2 separate regions of the Homo sapiens genome follow, and region 2 is linked to region 1. Evidence: read pairs that join two places in POLR2A ChIA-PET (ENCODE). Cell type or tissue: Caco-2. All regions are shown on one strand. Links, peaks and the distances in the headings refer to the core of each region. The heading gives the core; the rest is flanking DNA.

What was found. ChIA-PET counts read pairs that join two places held together with the same protein. Peaks named below come from ENCODE experiments on the same cell type or tissue, not always from the same donor. Only the 100,000 strongest peaks of a DNase experiment are listed, where the experiment ranks them.
Region 2: POLR2A ChIA-PET joins it to region 1 with 5 read pairs; 2 of 35 experiments call an interaction of 5 or more read pairs at or near these places.

What each region holds. Positions count from the first base shown.
Region 1 is chr11:110,123,541-110,128,926 of GRCh38, forward strand. The region is part of intron 1 of ZC3H12C (zinc finger CCCH-type containing 12C); the gene reads left to right. Among named protein-coding and RNA genes, the nearest start is that of ZC3H12C, 33 kb to the left of the region's middle. RefSeq lists an enhancer at 4,585-5,107. In Caco-2, for the core only: no CTCF peak of the experiment used is centred there; a DNase peak (open chromatin) is centred at 2,231.
Region 2 is chr11:109,957,790-109,963,175 of GRCh38, forward strand. The region is part of intron 1 of LOC105369484 (a long non-coding RNA gene); the gene reads left to right. Among named protein-coding and RNA genes, the nearest start is that of ZC3H12C, 130 kb to the right of the region's middle. In Caco-2, for the core only: no CTCF peak of the experiment used is centred there; no DNase peak of the experiment used is centred there.

The DNA.
Region 1 (5,386 bases), core at 317-5,316:
CTACTCTTGATGACATAGGACGGAAAGATTTTCATAAACCTTAAGAATTTTGACTTTGAGGAGCATTATCTTTCTTGTGACTGAATTTTTTTCTTCTTTTTTGAACTTAATCCCCTCAAATGTGTTAGACAAGTGGTCTGATTAGAGTTAATTCATACAGTTTTTATTACCCTTTATTTTTCTTAGTAGTTCTTTATAACAAAACTCTTTTTATTCTTGAGTATTGTTGGAGTTTGAGGGGTCTTTTTCCTGCCTTATTTCTCAACCAATTGAGAAACAGACAAAGGAGCCAAGCACATGGAGATCAAAATAGCAGCCCTTTCCATCCATAGAACTATTGGAGAGAAGGTGATTTAAGAGAACAGCATAAAGAGCTTAGTAACACTGAACCCCAGAATTAGATTTAACCATCCAGTCCCAGGCCATGCTGGAGGGCAAAGCACCCAAGTGTTTTCTGCCTGTGGGCAGATCTCAAAGAGAAATGTGCAGTTGAAAAGGACTGGTCCTTACAGACTTACCCATCAAAGTGATCCTCAAGTGGGGAGGCAGAAGCTGCAGTGGAACTTCCGCAGTTGCAGCTCTAGTTGGGAAGAGAATCCAGAGGAGACTGCGGGAAAAGACCCGTCATCACTGGGAGTCTTGAGCTTCTTTGAATGTTGGAAGCAGCCCCAGTGGCAGTATCAGGGCTACAAGAACTTTGCCAATGGCCGAGGGCTCTGATAAACCCACCCTGTCACAGGGAGAAATAAAGACTAGCAGAGCAGCATTTTTGTTCTTGTGAATGCCTGCATTCAAATTTGCAGGGGTCTATTTTTTTTTTATTGGTCGATTTTTCACTTGAAGATCTTCTAGAGATCAGCACACTGCTGCATGCCATATTGGTTGTACTATGTAGATTATGGGAGAATGAATGGTTCTGCTCTCAAGAAGCCTACATCCTGGTTCATAAATAAATGCTAAATTGTACTGTACACACTATTCATGTTACAGAAGTTTGAAGGAATTGGAAAGCAATAAAAACCGAACTAGTCCAAGAAGGCTTTATGGAAAAAATAAGTCTTGAGCTGGGCTTAGAACAATAGATAAGAACTGGATAGGTGAGGCTGTAGTGCAAGACAACACTTAAGGCAAAGAGACATCTGTGCCCTCACTTTTGCTGTCCCTTCACCTTAAGTGGGAAATTAGATTACAGGGCCAGAGGAGGCCCCGTTTGTAGATGGAGCCTCGAAAACAAAACAAAGCAGAGGACCAGAGACTTGTGATTTGCAGCTGAGATTTTTTTTTTTTTTTAAGCAGAAGAGTGATGTCATTGAAAATTACTTTGGCAGGGAGGTACCTAAGGGATATTCAAGGAAGGAGATAAATTAAGATAATCTAAGCCTGGGGGAATAAATGCTTAGCCTAAGGGATGCTCATGGCCATGGGAATGAGAAAATTGGGAAGAGAAAAATAATCAAGAATTGATTAACTGGATCTTCAGTATGTATTAAATGAATGAAACAATTGAGAAATAGACAAAGGTGTCTATGAGGTTTTAAGAATGCACTGTTGCAACAATGATAGCTACTCTTAAGGAAAATGGGGAATGAGATACACTGTTGCTCATAGATGTGAAAACGGAAGCCAAGCAATACATAAGTTCTTCAAGACTGATAAGTTTATTCCATTTCTACTTCCTCTTTTAAGTCATTTGGATGGATTTTATGGGAACCATATAGGATCTCTCACTAGTGTGTGTGTGTGTGTGTGTGTGTGTGTGTGTGTGTGTGTGTGTGTGTGTGGTTTTTTTTGTTTGTTTTGAGATGGAGTCTCGCTCTGTCATACAGGCTGGAGTGCAGTGGTGTGATCTTGGCTCCCTGCAACCTCCACCTCCAGGTTCAAGGGATTCTCCTGCCTCAGCCTCCCGAATAACTGGAATTACAGACACATGCCACCATGCTAATTTTTTTGTATTTTTAGCAGAGACGGGGTTTCACCATGTTGGCCAGGCTGATGTTGAACTCCTGACCTCAAGTGATCTGCCCGCCTTGGCCTCCCGAAGTGCTGGGATTACAGGCGTGAGCCACCATGGCCAGCCTCTCTAATGTGTTTAATGTCCTTCTGTACTGGGTGTCTGATGTTCTGTCCACCTAGCATTTTCCTGCTCTGCTTCTGTTACTATCACCCCACCTAAGGAATGCCCCGCCACCATCTCCTTACGGCCTGACAGGGCAGCCCATCATGGCCCCACATACATCTGGCCACAGTACTAGGGCAAACAGGTGAGTAACATGACTTCAGCTGTGCTCATCAGATTCTCTGTCTCAGGAATTTGAACCTTGAATGGAGAACACAAGGTCAGAGAACATAGTGCTGAATCATCAGAGAGATAGTCTAGAAGCTCTGCAAATGAAACCCGGGGTTTAGTCCTCATCTCTGACCTGAAGGCTTGAATGTTGAGATCTCTTTCTGACCCTGAGAGCTCCTTCGTGTTCTTCCAGTAAATGTCCCAAGCCCTTTCTCAAAAGTCCTGTTTTTCTTGCTGATGAATAGTAAATTGATATGCATCTATTATTTTTATTTACCTATTGGTAGTTGCTTAGTATTTTTAGGAGCAAATATGATTTACAAAAAAACATGAGTTCTGATACAATTTCTTTTAGGATTTGAATAGGAAAAGTAGTTGTTGTTTTCTTCTTTTTTTTTTTTTTTTTTTTTTTTTGAGATGAGGTCTCACTCTGTTGCCCAGGCTGGAGTGCAACTCCAGCTCACTGTAGCCTTGAACTCCTGGGCTCAAGTGATCCTCCTGCCTCAGCCTTCCGAGTAGCTAGAACTACAGGCATGTGCCACTATGCCTGGCTAATCTTTTATTTTTTATTTTTGAGATACAGGATCTCCCTATGTTGCCTGGGCTGGTCTTTAACTCCTGGGCTCAAGCAGTCCTCCTGCCTCAGCCTCCTAAAGTGCTGGGATTATAGGTGTGAGCCACTGCACCCAGTTGTTTTTCTTTCTTATTATTAAAATACCAACAGTTTACTTAATGGCTATGGAGGTAACTATATCATGGTGATAATTTTAATCTACCTTCCCCTCAGCCCCCACTTCCAGTAATGAGATTAATGTTAACAGTAAGAAATGGCAGAGATGGCCATGTTACTGGAGGAAGTATGAGCAGAAAATGTGTTTGGAACTTTTTTCATTTGCACTGCATGTTCCAATAATGCTACTTTCATTGATTTTTGTTGTCTTCCTTATTGGTTAATAATATTAGTTATTTTCTACCCAATATTCATATTTTAATGAATAAATACACTAATATTAATGTACTTTTTCTACCCCATATTAATACTTCTCTATGAGCTTTATTTTATATAAAGTTATTTATATTTGATGATTTATTTTAAACATATGATCTTGATTACAGTTGAGATCTTTTTTCTTACAGTTAATGTTAAATATAAAGGTATATTTTTCCAGAAGTTACTTTGGGTGGATTGTATTCAGGGCTGGCTTCAAATATGGGCTAATGTTGGGACTTTCGGCGTCTGCCTCTTCTCTGAAAAGTGGCATGGTTTCATGGACAGAAAGGAATTAGGAGAATGTCTAACGCTTTCAACAGTACTTTCTGGAATGGGCATGTCTCAGATGTTTATCAGGTTCTTGATACATTTGACCCTACGACTTTCTGTTAACCAGTGCTCCCTATATCTACAGCAATTTATTTGTCTTTAATTCATACAGGCAATATTCTTAGCATTGTTTTGTGGTTTAAAGTTAGTCTTTAACACTTTTCAAATAGCACTCAGAAGAGTAGCTTTCTACAAGAGAGCTCATGGCCTGTCTGACTTCCTAAATATAATAACTCATAGATACTAGAGTTAATGCCTATTTGATTTTTTACTCTATTCTTTTACACTATGTGTGTGAATTAGCTTTTGTTGTTGTTGGTGGTGGTGGTTGCTTCTTTTTTTAACACTCAAAAATAATAGTTTTTGGTTAAAATTTTAATTTCAACGTTTTGGGGACAGTTGGGAAAATCTGATATAATAATCTTACTTCCATGGTGTTATCATTAGGATCAAAAGAAATTATAGGCTGGGTGTGGTGGCTCATGCCTGTAATTCAAGCACTTTGGGAGGCAGAGGTGGGCAGATCACATGAGGCCAGGAGATTGAGACCAGCCTGGGCAACATGGTGAAACCCCATCTCTACTAAAAAATACAAAAATTAGCTGGGCGTGGTGGCTGGGGCTTGTAGTCCCAGCTACTTCGGAGGCAGAAGCTTGAGAATCCCTTGAAGCTGGGAGGTGGAGGTTGCACTAAGCTGAGATTGTGCCACTGTACTCCAGCCTGGACAACACAGTGAGACTTACTCTCAAAAAAAAAAAAAAAGAGATTACATATTAAAGAGAGTGGTCCCAGGAAGTGAACTCAGATCACTGCTGGCAAAGATAATTGATGCCATACCCCCACATCAAAGCTTACTTGTTTCACATTCATACGTCAGAAAAAGTACAAGCCCCTCTCAAATGGTTCAAGTTTCAAATATTAGACCCACCCATGGCAAAGACAGATTTTAGTATAATACTCCTAAAACTACACTGTCTTTTTTTTTTTTCTGTCATAAGTGTGCATTGTGCTCAGTCATTTATTTCAGTGACCCAAACAGAGCCCAGTCCAGCTGTTTGTATTTTCCCTGCAGTGGGAAGTGGACTAGGGCCATGTGACTAAGAAAGCCAGCCTGGGGGCTGTCTTTTCACCTACAGATGTTTTAATGTGCTTAACATTATCCAATACTAGCAACCGAGATAGTCTAAATACCACAGCAGGATCTGATTAGCTTTTTCAGATCACTGCCTTTATTTGCTGTTTGCAAAAAAGCTTAATCCAGTGCTAGAGATCAGGCTTCCTGCTGAGCCCTGGGGTAGTTTCTCTCATTCTTTGTGTTCACAGTGGCAGGCGTTAGTGAGCAGATTCCTCCTCCTCCTAAATTAAAGCTGTAAAGTAGTAACTGTAGTAGCAAGGGATAAAGAGAAGGAAGAAAACCCAAGGGAAAAAAGAAGACTGTCTATTCATACCAAGTAGTTTCCTTGATATACACAAAAGAAAGAGTTTCTAATATGAATTCATAAATACTGACCTCAGTGTCTCTTCTACTCAGTGCACAGCTATTAAGTTTTATTAGGTTTCAGTTGTAACTACTTTGTGTGGATATATGTTACGTTTTTCATATTTATCCTACTCAATCAATCTCAGTTTTACCAGAAGAATTACATTTATTAGCCATAACAGTGGCCCTTCTCTTATTCTTTTCAGGGCTGATATCTTTTTTATTCATGAGATTTCAAAAAGAACTATCACCACCACTAACAAAAAAAAAAAAAAAAAAAAAAGAGATAAAGTCTTTC
Region 2 (5,386 bases), core at 331-5,330, 170 kb before region 1:
TGAGACCTTTCAAGGCTTTTTTATTGTAAGCAATCATTATGCTCACCACATAAAACAAATGCCTTCTGGGAACTTTTAAAATAAGACTCAGCTTTTTCTAGCTTGTATTTCTTGGTTTCAACATGAGATATCTAAAAGATGAAAGAAGCTGTTCTGGCTATAGGGATAATACTGTGTGTAGCCATGGGTGATTTATGCAGTAAATTAAGGGAAAAAGTTGCACATGTAATGAGATATTGGTGAGCGAGTTCTCATTACCATCATAATATTTGGCACCAAAATTTAATAACTCCTTTTGCATGTGAATGCAAAAAAAGAGCATTTTAACATTAATTAAAAGCCCATAATCATACTGGATGAAAGAGAGAATGTTAACCCAACTTTACATATGAGATACGGAGTCACGGAGATTAAGAAAATGACCCAGGCAGATTTTTTAAATTATTCATAATGCCACAATATGTCGATGGTGAAAGGGAAATCAGCATAGACTCCCACAACTACCGCTGTTCTCATCATTGCCTTGTATGGAACAGAAGCCTGGTAATTAGGGCTTCTGATTTCTACAGATGTTCCCACTCCCTCTTCTGCCCTGCATTCCCTCAGCGCTAATGAATTCAGTATTAATTTGCAATCGATGATTGAGAAAATAAAAAGCTGTCTTCAATTCCTTTAGGGCAGAAAACAGTTCTTTAATTTTCTCTGAATTTCCCCATATTTCTCTGGTTCAGCTTCATGAAATGTGCAAGCAAAGAGTTCCTAGGTTGAGCAAACTTAAAGGGGTTTCTTTACTCCAAAAATTCTCGGAGCCTTGACTATACCGATGTACATTGCAAAGCTCCAAGAAAGAAATATTACTTGCAGATTTATGTGACCACAGAATCTGCGTTTCATGGATGTGGTAGGCAGAATAATGGCCTCCCAGAGATGTCCATTTCCTAATCCCTGGAAATTTACAAGGCAAAGGGGATGGAACTTTACAAGGCAAAGGGGAATTACAGTAGCAAATGGAATAAAGGTTGTTAATCAGCCAATCTTAAAATAGTGAGGTTATCCTGGATTATCTGTGTGAATCCAATATAATCACAAAGGTCCTTAAAACTAGAACCGGAAGGCAGAAGACAGTGTCAGAGTGATTTAGCATGAGAAACACTTGACCAGTCATTGCTGGCTCTGAAGATGTCAGGAGGCAGAGGAGTATGGGAAGCTCCAGCCTCCAGAAGGAATGCAGCACTGCTGATACTTTTATTTTAACCCAGTGAGACCTCTTTCAGATTTTTACCTCCAGAACTGTAAGATAATAAATTCGTGTTGTATTAAGCCACCAAGTTTGTTGTAATTTATGACAGCAGCCATAAGAAACTAATACAGTGGGGCCCATTAATGTCTTACTAATACCTCCCAGAATTATAGTTCTGTGTTACAATTTTTAGAGAAATGCTATTCAACCTGTAACAGGGGCCCACATCAGACTGTCAATCAATAAATATTATAGACTGAATAATTCATTTTTTTTGTATGAGAATTGTTAGTATTTGGTCATTAAGCCAGCCCATCTGTTAGCCTATTTCACTATCTTTGCATTTTATAACAACAATTTCTACCAGCCATTTTGAATCATGAAGCAAAAATGCATTTACTTTAAATGATGCTAAAATAAACGGTATGGAATAGATTCAGTGCATCTCAAATTTTAATGTGCATGCAAACCACCTGGAGAATCCTCTTAAAATGCAGATTCTGATTCCGTAGCTCTGGCATGAGAACTGAGAGTGTGCATTTCTAACACGCTCCCAGGTGACACCAATGCTGGTGATCTGTGGACCAAACTTTAAATAGCAAAGAACAAAAGAGGACAACCCCTGTCATACCCTCTATTCCCTGCCATAGAAACCTTTCTGTTCTCCCTGTAGTCCCAGCTACACGGGAGGCTGAGGCAGGAGAATGGCATGAACCCAGGAGGTGGAGCTTGCAGTGAGCCGAGATAGTGCCACTGCACTCCAGCCTGGGTGACAGAGCGAGACTCTGTCTCAAAAAAAAAAAAAAAAAAAGACTTTTCTGATCTCCCAGGTGGAATTAGGCAAATCCTCCTTGCTCTGCTTTTAGGACCATTACTGATCCCAAACAGAAAATATTCAAGGAATTTTAGTTTAATACTTAGAAGACTCAGCTTCTAGTTAATACAGTATATTTGTAAATTATAAAATAAATATAGTCTCATGAAAGACAATTCATAAAATAGAAGAAAGAGTAATTTTAATCATCCACAGTCTCAGCACCCAAAGATATGCCTTATTAACATTCCAATGTCTTTCCTTCAAGACTTCTTTCTCTACAGAGATTCTGTTTTACATATTTGACATCATATTGCATATCTCAATTTTTTAATCAAACATCATGTATGCACATATATACATATAAAGTGGTGACAGATTGAATTATTGGTCTCAATTCTTCACTCCTCTCTAATAGAATTATATATCCACACTCTTGCCACTCTGGGGAAGAGCATCCCAATTTTTCTCCCTTCTAATAGAAATATGTCTTTACTTTCGCCAGGCTGGTGAGCAGAGAGTTATTCCCAACACCTTGACTTTGGGATTAATCAAGTGATTTACATTGGCCAAAGGGTTATTAGTGGACAAATATTTTTTAATGTAGGTTTTATTATTTAAGATATGGCAAAGCCAACAGATCAGGAGACAGCTACCACTGTAAACATAGTTTGTTACACTCAACAGACCCCAAGACAAAAGGGCATGCCACACCATAATGCAGGGCCACATGGGGAAGCACCAGGGTCAGTCAAGGGCAGAGGAAGCAGGGAGAAGATTTTATTGTCATTTCTGCGGGAAAAATAATGGGCAAGGCAGGGTAAGCAGGTTTAGGATTGGCCACTTTGAATAATTTCAGTGGACTCTATGGTACAGTTGTCTGGTATTTGGTCCTGGAGTATCGGCCCAGAATGTAAGAGTTCATTAATGGAGGTGTTGGGGGGTATGAGCTCTGGAGTAGTTGGTTTGTGTATGAAAGGTGCACTCTTAGGCCAGTAGTTTGCTATCTCTAGGAATTAGCTAACCCTGGGAGAAGTAGTCACTCCAGGGTCAGCAAGGCCCCAAGATGTCAAAGCATCAACAAAAACAGAGTATAAAGACATGATTACCACAGCATGATGCAAACAAGGGCTTGGAATGTGCTGATGTGGTTGGGCTTGTTCTCTTGCAATGTGATTGTCTGCAATGAGAAAAGCTCATGCAGCCAGGGTTGCAGAACAACCACACAGGGAGCAGGCCTGGACCCAACTCAAGGTCAGGAGCTAAGCCCAGCTGACTCCCAGCCAGCAGCGGAGGCAAACCCCGGCCAGTCCACATAAGCCAGAAACTAATGCTTACTGCTGCCTGCCTCTGAGATTTTGTGGTTGTTTGTTATAGAGCATTATGGTGGCAATAGCTGAATATGTTGGAAGTGGGGTCCTGCCATAACAAATCCCAAAATATGTGCCATCAGCTTTAGGACTGGAAATTAGACAAGAAGAATATTGTTCTAAAAGCCTGGAAAAAATGGTGGTCCATGTTATATAGTAGTGAAAGTAAAGCATTTGTTTTAACTGTTACTTTCAATAAACCAAAAGACAGACAATGGACCTGATAAAGTTGGGATGATGACCAAGCAAGTTTCAATTCGCAATGCTGATAGGGTAAGCGGGTTGTTGAATTGCATTTGAAAAGTTATGATAAGAGATGGGTTCTGTAATGGTTAATATTGAGTATCAACTTGATTGGATTCAAGGATGCAAAGTATTGTTCCTGGGTGTGTCTGTGAGGTTGTTGCCAAAGGAGATTAACATTTGAGTCAGTGGACTGGGAGAGGCAGACCCACTCTCAATCTGGGTGGTCACCATCTAATCAGCTGCCAACATGGCTAGAATAAAGCAGGCAGAAGAAGTTGGAAAGACGAGATTCACTGAGTCTTCTGGTCTTCATCTTTCTTCCATGCTGGAGACTTCCTGCCCTCAACTATCAGACTCAAAGTTATTCAGCTTTTAGACTCTCAGGTTTGCACCAGTGGTTTATCAGGGGCTCTCAAGCCATTGGCCACATACTGAAGGCTGCACTGTCAGCTTTCCTACTTTTGAGGTTTTGGGACTCAGACTGGCTTCCTTGCTCCTCAGCTTGCAGTTGGCCTATTGTTGGACTTCACCTTGTGATTGTGTGAGTCAATACTCCTTAATAAACTCCCCTTCATGTATACATTTATCCTATTAGTTCTGTCCCTCTAGAAGACCCTGATTAATCCAGGTTTTGGTACCAGGAGCAGTTCTAGAGGAAGAGAATTTTAAGGATGGATTTCTTTAGTTGGTTTTGGGGTTTCTGGAGTTGGCTACTTAATATGATGAGACTCAAAAATGTTAAGGACTCTACTTCTAACAGTCTGGAGAACACCGATGGTCCTTGGAGTGAACTGTTTAGAGAGTTATGCAAACTAAATGCATTTGATACTCCTGATTAATCGCTCATGAGAGGCAAGGAGTTTAGTGACTCTATACATAATACCTTTGACCATATGTGGAGAATCAAGAAATATAATGAAGTTGGTTGGTTGCTCTTAAGTTCACTGGACAAAGTGATGAAAGGAAAGGATGAGCTCAGGGATTCTAACTTCCAGCTCTAGAAGCACATACTGAGCCTCAAGTCTTCTAAGTTTGCCCCAAGTGAGACTCTTATCTCCTATAGACAAAGGACTGAAATTGCAGAAAATCAGACACAAGCTCTTATAATGAGAATGGCTAACCTGCAAGGAAAGGTGCATGCTCAGCCTCATCAGATGTCTACTGTTAAAGTGAGAGCATTGACTGGAAAAGAATAGGACTCTGCAACTTGGAATGGAGATGTGTAAGAGGACCCTCACTACACTGAGCTTGTAAACTCTGATGAGTTTTTTTTGCCAGAGGAAACAGCCTCCCCACCCTCAGTGGTGGCAACATCCCCTCCCCCACCAACATGGCCATCAACCTTTCCACCTTTATCTGAGGAGTTAAACCCTGCACTGACTGAGCCAACAGTGATGGCCTCCTCTGAGGCAGTTACCAGGCAAGACAATGCTGATTCTCCTCAGGACCCACCCCCAACACCCCTGTTTGCTTCTAGACCAATAAGTAGACTCAAGTCCCCGCAGACCCCTAGAGGCGAGGTTCAGAGTGTGACCTATGGGGAGGTGCACTACACTCCAAAAGAACTGCTTGAGTCTTTTAATTTATATAAGCAGAAATCTGGAGAATAGGCAAGGGAATGAACATTAAGGGTATGGGATAATGGTGGAAGGAACATAGAGTTGGATCAGGCTGAATTTATTGATATGGGCCCACTAAGAAGGGATCCTGCATTTA